Linked DNA regions of Homo sapiens: region 1 is linked to region 2. Evidence: chromatin contacts called from ENCODE Hi-C data. All regions are on one chromosome and are shown on one strand. Each heading gives the region's core, a stretch centred on a gene start or an enhancer-like site at or near the end of the contact. The rest is flanking DNA. Distances are from core to core; before and after follow the strand shown. Region 1 overlaps AFDN (afadin, adherens junction formation factor). Region 2 holds the start of RAMACL (RNA guanine-7 methyltransferase activating subunit like).

What was found. Hi-C counts contacts between places; a loop is a spot of excess contacts on that map. Pooled maps may share reads with other maps.
Region 1: a loop to region 2 is called in a pooled map, with 7 times the contacts of the local background. The contact joins the enhancer-like site here to the promoter of RAMACL in region 2. A Hi-C loop is called at or near these places in 2 of 37 single-sample maps with no recorded cell type and 4 of 50 pooled maps.

What each region holds. Positions count from the first base shown.
Region 1 is chr6:167,831,371-167,835,008 of GRCh38, forward strand. All of the region lies in intron 1 of AFDN (afadin, adherens junction formation factor), which reads left to right. Among named protein-coding and RNA genes, the nearest start is that of AFDN, 6.3 kb to the left of the region's middle. Within about 2 kb of position 1,626, at least 4 of the 41 ENCODE cell types and tissues checked have a DNase peak (open chromatin) inside an H3K27ac peak, as active enhancers do.
Region 2 is chr6:166,584,570-166,588,371 of GRCh38, forward strand. RAMACL (RNA guanine-7 methyltransferase activating subunit like) reads right to left here and starts at 2,109. Exons shown (of 1, transcript NM_001395999.1): 1 at 1-2,109. The coding sequence starts at 1,908. The coding sequence ends at 1,552. The region is part of intron 1 of RPS6KA2 (ribosomal protein S6 kinase A2); the gene reads right to left. RefSeq lists a silencer at 2,312-2,451.

The DNA.
Region 1 (3,638 bases), core at 376-2,875, 1.2 Mb after region 2:
TTGAATCTCATTGGTGGTTATAACCTTTTAAAAATCTTTTATTTCCTTTAATAACTGGTTACGTTTTATGTTTGATTCGGTGTGTTCTTGTAAGTCTGAGGGACAGCTCTTATCTAACAGTGTTGAGTCATCTTAAGTTGAAACTACATCTAGGCTAGTTTCAATTTGCTGTCTTCCTGCCAGTGAAAAATAATTTTATTTTACATAATTTGCAGACCTGATGGAAAATAAGTGTTATAACTGTAGACTTTTATAACACTATCAAACTGTGATTGTGGTTAAATTAATAGTGGCAGACTAGCAGAAGTGGGTCTTTCATATTCTTGAAAAACAGGGATCATAAATGATTAGGATATGATACCAAATTGGTGAGAAGCTTAAGAAACGTTTATGATTGTCATTAAGGATTTGATTGAGCAATTGTAGTGTATAAAGCATTATTTCTAGGTGTTGGTTAATCTGGTAGCATAGACTAATTTGTTTATAAACAGTTTTACCAGACTTGAATTTTGGTGTAATGTCAGACAGTGTGTACTAATAAGTAGGATAGCATTTATTTTGATATAAACATGTTTCTTTATTATAAATAAAATGTATATGCAGGTAGCAGTTATTGAACATATGAGACTGAACTCATTTGAAAATTATTTTCAGGTTAGATTGAGTCTTGATTTCTGCTGTTGTTCAAATGTTTGCTATTTCTGTTAGTTTTCTGGCTGATAGTATATAGGATATACCCATTCACCTTGTAGATACTTAAGACAGAGATCAAATGTATCTGTCTGACCTACATTTACACTTGTAAGTTGGATACTGAGCAGTGTGCCAAATCCCACAGACCCTTTAACCAGTTCTGGGCATGTCGGAGTTGGCTAACGCTGATGTGCTGATAGGGCCTGAAAAATCTACCGGTGGGCTTCCAGTTCGTGTCTCTCTATGTGGGAGTTCATAGCAGGAGTGTGCGTGTTCTAAGAATTGTACCGTCTTTGTTAATGAGTAGAAGATTTTTCTGAACATTTCTCGTTGTGTGTAACTGGGCTAAAGCAGGCTGAGAGGTGGCAAGGGAGATCTTTGCCTAGCTGAAGTCATCTGGTTGAGATTTTATTCTAGCAACCATAAGAACATAAAATTCACTAATCATTTTGACATATGTGATTGACCAAAACCATATTAGAATTTAATTTAGAAAGTGAATGTGCTTAATAAAGTGAGAATAAGCATATAGAGAGGTGGTTCAAATACAAGCAGGAAGGTATTTTCCCAGTGTATTTCCAAAAAGGATAATTTGAAGTTTTATACTTACAAATTTATGCATGTATGTCATGAGTGAAACTCTTTTGAGGAACTGAAATGGAATAGTTTACTATGGCTGGAAAAGAGCCAAAATTTTTGTGCTTTTGCTCACAAGAAATTTAATGTTAAAATTGTATGGCTTACAGAAAATAAGCAATGTCAACCTTGGTTGCACATGTTTACACTTTGCTGTGTTTTTAGGCTGAATATACACAACTTGCTTTACCTTGTAAGCGTCACTCCTTTGTAGTTAGAGTGGCTATGTGGAACCCTGTGAGTACAAGTGGGCACTATTAATAATTATACCAGGACAACAGCCATAAACTGGAGTTGTCTCCTTTAACTCTAGGTATGAACAGGTTGGACTTGCTGGCACTGTTTTTTCAGTTTCTGCAGTTTCAAACTTCCTGAAGTTTATTAGTGCCTGACTGACCTAGGCTGACAGGACAAGACCATTTTCACAGAATATTCAGACTTTTTTGTGGGTGTTTTAAAAACCATCTTCCTCTTCGGTAGGGTGGAAGCAGGCTGAAAAGTACATATTGCAGTTGAGGCTAGCTCTAGTCTAGCTCTGCCACTGACTATAGTAACAACAGCAGGATAGGTTGTTTCCAAATTAGGAAGTCGTGCCTTGCCTCCTAAAACTCCACCTGAAAGTGCCTTTGATTTTCAGAATAGAAGAAAGGTTGACCCAACATTATGATCCGTGAAAAAAATGCTCATTTGTTTGTTGTTTGGGGGGTGTTTTATTGGCTGAGTGGTGCAGTGGGCTGTTCTATTCAGAATCCTAGCAAGTTCTCTTGCTTGAGTTCATACATGTTCTATTAAAGGAAAATCAGGCGGTTTCTGCTCTTTGCAGACTTAAAACTTTTGGTTCTTCCAAGAATTTGCTTTCTCTTTATTCTTGTTTGCTCATAGTGGTACTTTCCATTGTGGTCTACTTATTATTCTAGTTCCTGATTTTTTTATAGGAGAACCAACAAAAATTCTGTCAATTTTTTCACTGTTAACCAGCTTTTGGTACTGAGCTTTGAGGTTGCCAGTTTCCCTCCTCCTCTTTGACTTCGGTTCTGTATGTTAAGTAGAGAAAATGAAATGGGAGTAACAATATGGTCACTCTCAGACACTATCCACTGTTTTAAAAACATTGTATTTTTAAGTTTTATAATCTCTTATAAACATGCTTAGTATAAAATTCATAGATTGAGGACATATCTTTCAAATATGTTATTTTAAATATTGTTATTATTATCCAAATAAACTTCTGAGTGCTGCAGACTCCTAGATGCTCATACAGTATACCATGATTTTACATAGGTTGCAAAGAACATTTGTTTTTCAATAATATGATTTTACACGAGCTTTTTAATGAGTTATTAGGTTACATTACATTACACTTTTTACATTAATTTCATTGGGAAAAACTTGGAATTTTTTTTTAAATTTTTTATTTCTGTAGGTTTTTGGGGAACAAGAGGTATATGGTTACTTGAGTAAGTTCTTTAGTGGTGATTTGTGAGATTTTAGTGCATCCATCACCCTAGCAGTGTACACTGAACCCAGTTAGTAGTCTTTTATCTCTCATCCTCTTCCCACCCTTTTCCCCGAGTCCCCGAAGTCCATTGTGTCATTCTTAGGCCTTTGTATCCTCATAAGTGCTCGCACTTAGGAGCGAGAACATATGTTTGGTTTTCCATTCTTGAGTTACTTCACTTAGAATATAGTCTCCAGTCCCATCCAGGTTGCTGTGAATGCCATTAATTGGAATGATTTTTGTTGTTGTTGTTGTTTCGGTTTTTTTTTTTTTTTTTTTTTTCGAAAGGTATAAAACGTGATAGATGGAACACTGGACTACATCTTGAATAACAAGTCACGGTGCATCACACCATGAAAACACCCCTCCTGCCACCCATGGAACGATTCTTTTTAAGAGGCATTGGGAATAAAACCAGTTGTGTCAAGGATTCTAGTTTGAACTTACTTTATTTTCATTTCTGCTGTCCTCCTTTGGAAGATTCTTTTAAATACTTTTCATACTCTATACAGTGGCTTATCCCTGTAATCCCAGCAGTTTGGGAGGCCAAGGCAGGAGTATTGCTTGAGCCCAAAAGTTTGTGACCAGTCTGGGCAACACAGTGAGGTCCCGTCTCTACCAAAATTTAAAAAAAAATTAACAAGCAGGGTGGCACATACCTGTGTTCCCAGCTTCTTGGGAGGCTGAGGCAGGACGATTGCTTGAGCCCAGGAGGTCAAGGCTGCAGTGACCTATGAAGGAGCCACTGCACTGCACTGCAGCCTGGGTGACAGAGTGAGACCCCATCTCAAAAAAGAAAAACATTTGTCTG
Region 2 (3,802 bases), core at 859-3,358:
ATGAAAAATGCCTGGGCATTCTGGGGATACTCAGCAGCTCTCCAGATGTTAAGGAAACTCAGTATACCCCAATCTGGTCATTTCTATCTGTGATTGTGATCTTTTGCACTTTATTTTATAGTAATTTTAACTGAAATTTTTAACGGAAACAAAGGAGCTACGCTGTCATGCCAAGTTTTCAGTAAATACGTTGAGGAGCTGTGAGCTCAGAAAGCGTTCCAATAGAATTCATTTCTCATGGAGAGACCATGATTGATCTATTTGAAATGCAATATTGGTCCAGAAACTCAGAAACATTTGGTGGAACTCAGGGTTTACAATAACAACATTAGCTAAAGATTCAATCTGGACCTATTTTAAGATCCCGAGGGGGTGGCACATTGGTGTGTCATTCCCAAGATGTCTCAAAACACACAGCAGATTTCTGCTGTAGCAACTAGTGTGAGAAAACCCGAGAGCTTCTTGGTCATCTTTGCACCTCTGAGTGCTGAGCACACGTGTGGTGACGATGTTGCTACAACGATGTGGGGTGCAGGAAGCTCGAGTTTCAAAAGAAGATCATAAGTAACACATTTTTCCTTCTAGCCAGAATGCCCTGAAATACATGAAAAAAGATGCAGCTCTGGCTACGTGAAAAAGAGGTAGTGAGTGACTCGGGGCTGGGAAACGAAGCCGTCCTCGCTGGGATGGACTTTCAGTCTCACATCTTCAGCAACTTTAGCTTCTTCATTATGACTTTTTTTCTCTTGAAGATTAAGGAATCGAGGATTGCTGACATGTCTGTATTGATTAGTTATGGTTCTCCACTATGTTTACTGCCATCCTAATTACAGAACCTAATTTTCACATTTACTTATAATTGTGTGCAATTGTCCAGGCTGATCTTTTAAGGTTAAAGAGAAAATCTCAAACATGACATCAAACAAGTCTTTTTTTTTTTTTTTTTTTTTCCTTATTTTACAGCTTTATTACTGATTTCCCTCTAAAAAGAGACTCAAGTGTGGAGCTGACTCATCTATAGATTAAGGAATCACAAAGTACCATAGTCACTTAACAAATGCAAAAAAAAAAAAAAGCAATTGTTTTACCTTTCAACTGCTGATGTTATGTACAATCTATCACAAAAAGCATAGCTGTGCATTCATGAGCTGATTATATCAACCTCTAGAATTTTAGAAACGAGCACATCTAAGCATATGGATACTCTCTTACCTTACAAAGTAAAAGCATTTTCTATTTTAAAATTTTTATTTCTGTGTAAAACAAAGAATTCCTAGAGGTCAAATAATATACCAAACTTAAAGCACTATTAAGTCATGAAACAAAGAAGATTCTGAGGTAGAAGTCAAGCAATATAATCCACAGTTTCAGGTATTCCCAGCAACCATCGCATTTCGCAAGTAAGATCTATTTTTTTTAAAGTCTCAACTTCCAAAAAATCAATAATCCATTCTGTAAAATCAGATGTAAAACTATGACCAACAGAAGACACCCAAACTTTTCTCATGGTAACAGAGTAAATGCTTTTACTAAAAGCTGCCAACATTTCTATCAGTAGTAACCGTAAGGAGGCCGCTGGTTGTAACCATAATGTCCATATTGCTGGGGATAGTAAGGTTCTTGTCTGTGTTGCGGGTAGTTGTTACCCCAGGATCGTCCATGCCACTGATTGGATCGATTGTCACTTGGCCACCCCCATCTGTTGTCCCTGCCTCTGAACTGTCTGTTGTCTTGCAACCGATTGCCTCTGTTTCTTTGGTTCCCACCAGCTCTGCTATTCCATTCCTCAACAATTGGAGGAGACTCAGGAGGGCGTTTCAGGTATTCCTGATACTCCTTGTCATTTTCTGTGAATCTACTAGCAAACATCTCTTCAAAATTTGGAACAGCTTCGGCAGTGTCAGTCATTCTGAAAATCCCAAAGGTTTGAGGCAGCTGTATTGCTTAATGTTTAGGTTGTTTAAATCCGCCAAGGGCTATGTCTATCCAGCTCAGGCCGAACCCCGCCGGCGAGACACTGAGAAGCCCAGGAGAGGTGGCCTCTGGTCCACTACACCGTGGAACTCCAGACCACTCCAGTTCTCCAATGTAACCGAGCGCCTTCCTCTCCAAACAAGTCTTTTAATAAGGCCCATGAACTAGTCCATATATATACCAGAGGAGGAAAGAAAAAGAATGACCACAGTTTATTCTGAAGACATGACAAAGGTAACACACATCAGTTATACACAAAGTCAAATTTCAGCATTACCTCCAGGGCAGAGGGAGCCAACAGCTTTCAGAAATCTCTGCTCCTGCCATAGACTGGGGCTCCCCTCAGCTGCCTCCCAGTGGGGACTACATTACCCAGCCCTCCTTGCAGGCAGGTGTGGTCATGTGACTAGCCCTGGCCAATGGAGTGTGTCTGGATGGTGTACCTTAAAGAAGCAGGTGCTTCTTTCATAGTCTCTTTCCCCCCACAGCTAACTGCAGGCCCTTAGGGCTGGTGGAGCTACAAAGAAGAAGCCTGGGTCCCCCAAATCCCCATGTGGAAGCAAAGTGGCCAGTCATCAGGAACCCTGACATTAGACTAACACATAAGGAAGAAATAATTTTTCTTTTATGAACTCAGGGAAATATTTTCCTGAAACACAAGAGTGCACAGTCCAGAGACCCTGGGTCAGAGCCCTACAGGCCCAAGAAAGGCTTGGTTGGACACTGGCATGGGACAGAGGGAGGCAAGAAAGATGAGATAAGCACAGACTAGAGATTCGTATCTGCTTTTCATAAGTACAAGAGAAATGTACCATCAAAATCAGTTCTAATCACCGTCACTCTAATTGTGTGGCATCAGACAAGCTCCTCACCCGTCCTTGGCCTCAGTTCCCTCCTATGTAGAATGAGGGGGTCCTACCTGGATTAGTGGTTGTGAGAAATAAATGAACCCACGCATGTAAAACTCCCAGAACAGTACCTGGCATAGAGTGGGTTCTCAAAAATAACACTTTAGTTCTTCCTGAATATCTCATGCAGTGATATAACATCTTTCTTGAACGAGTCTGCCCTTTTTGAAGTCTGCCATTGGAAAAAAAAAAGCAAACCAGCATAAAATAAATATTATATATATATATACACACACAAAAATGTAAAATATATAAGTGGATTCAGAAGTAGAAGATGAAGGGCCCACGTCTCTGAAAAGCCACAGCTGAAGGCGCTGAAACTAGCCGTCTGGCCTCACTAGCACAGTGGGTAGAGTCTGACTTCCTGCTGGCTGCTGTCATTCATGGCAGGACTTTCCGGGACTGTGCGCTCTCTGCCCTGTGGGGAAGAACCCCGAGGAGGTGAGAGTGAGACCCTGCGCCCTCCTCACTCACTCAGGTTCCAGCCACAACAGTGAATTTATTTTGTTTTTTATCTGTTTGGCTTATCACATCTGAATGCAAAATATGCAGCATAAAATGAATGAAAATTGAGACCCCAGTGATGGTTAGAGAATTCTCGTATCATGAACTAAAAGTGAACTTCTTTCCAAGAAACAGGGGACCTTCGTTTTGCTCCCCAATGTACACACTGTGCTGGGGTCTGAAGTAAACAAGGCAGGAGCTCAGCTCCATCCCAGGGCCCTCACCCTCCACTGCTCCCTGAGTGTGGTTTAAAAAGAGGAACAAGGACCTCCACAAAGTCAGCTTCACATTCAGCAGGTGGACAGCAGAATCAAATCTCTGCAAAGAAACAGCCTATGAGTGTGTGCAGCTGCTCACAGGCCTAAATTATAATTTCCAGGTGGGGCCAGCGAGTTGCTGCAGGGGTGGCTTTCTGC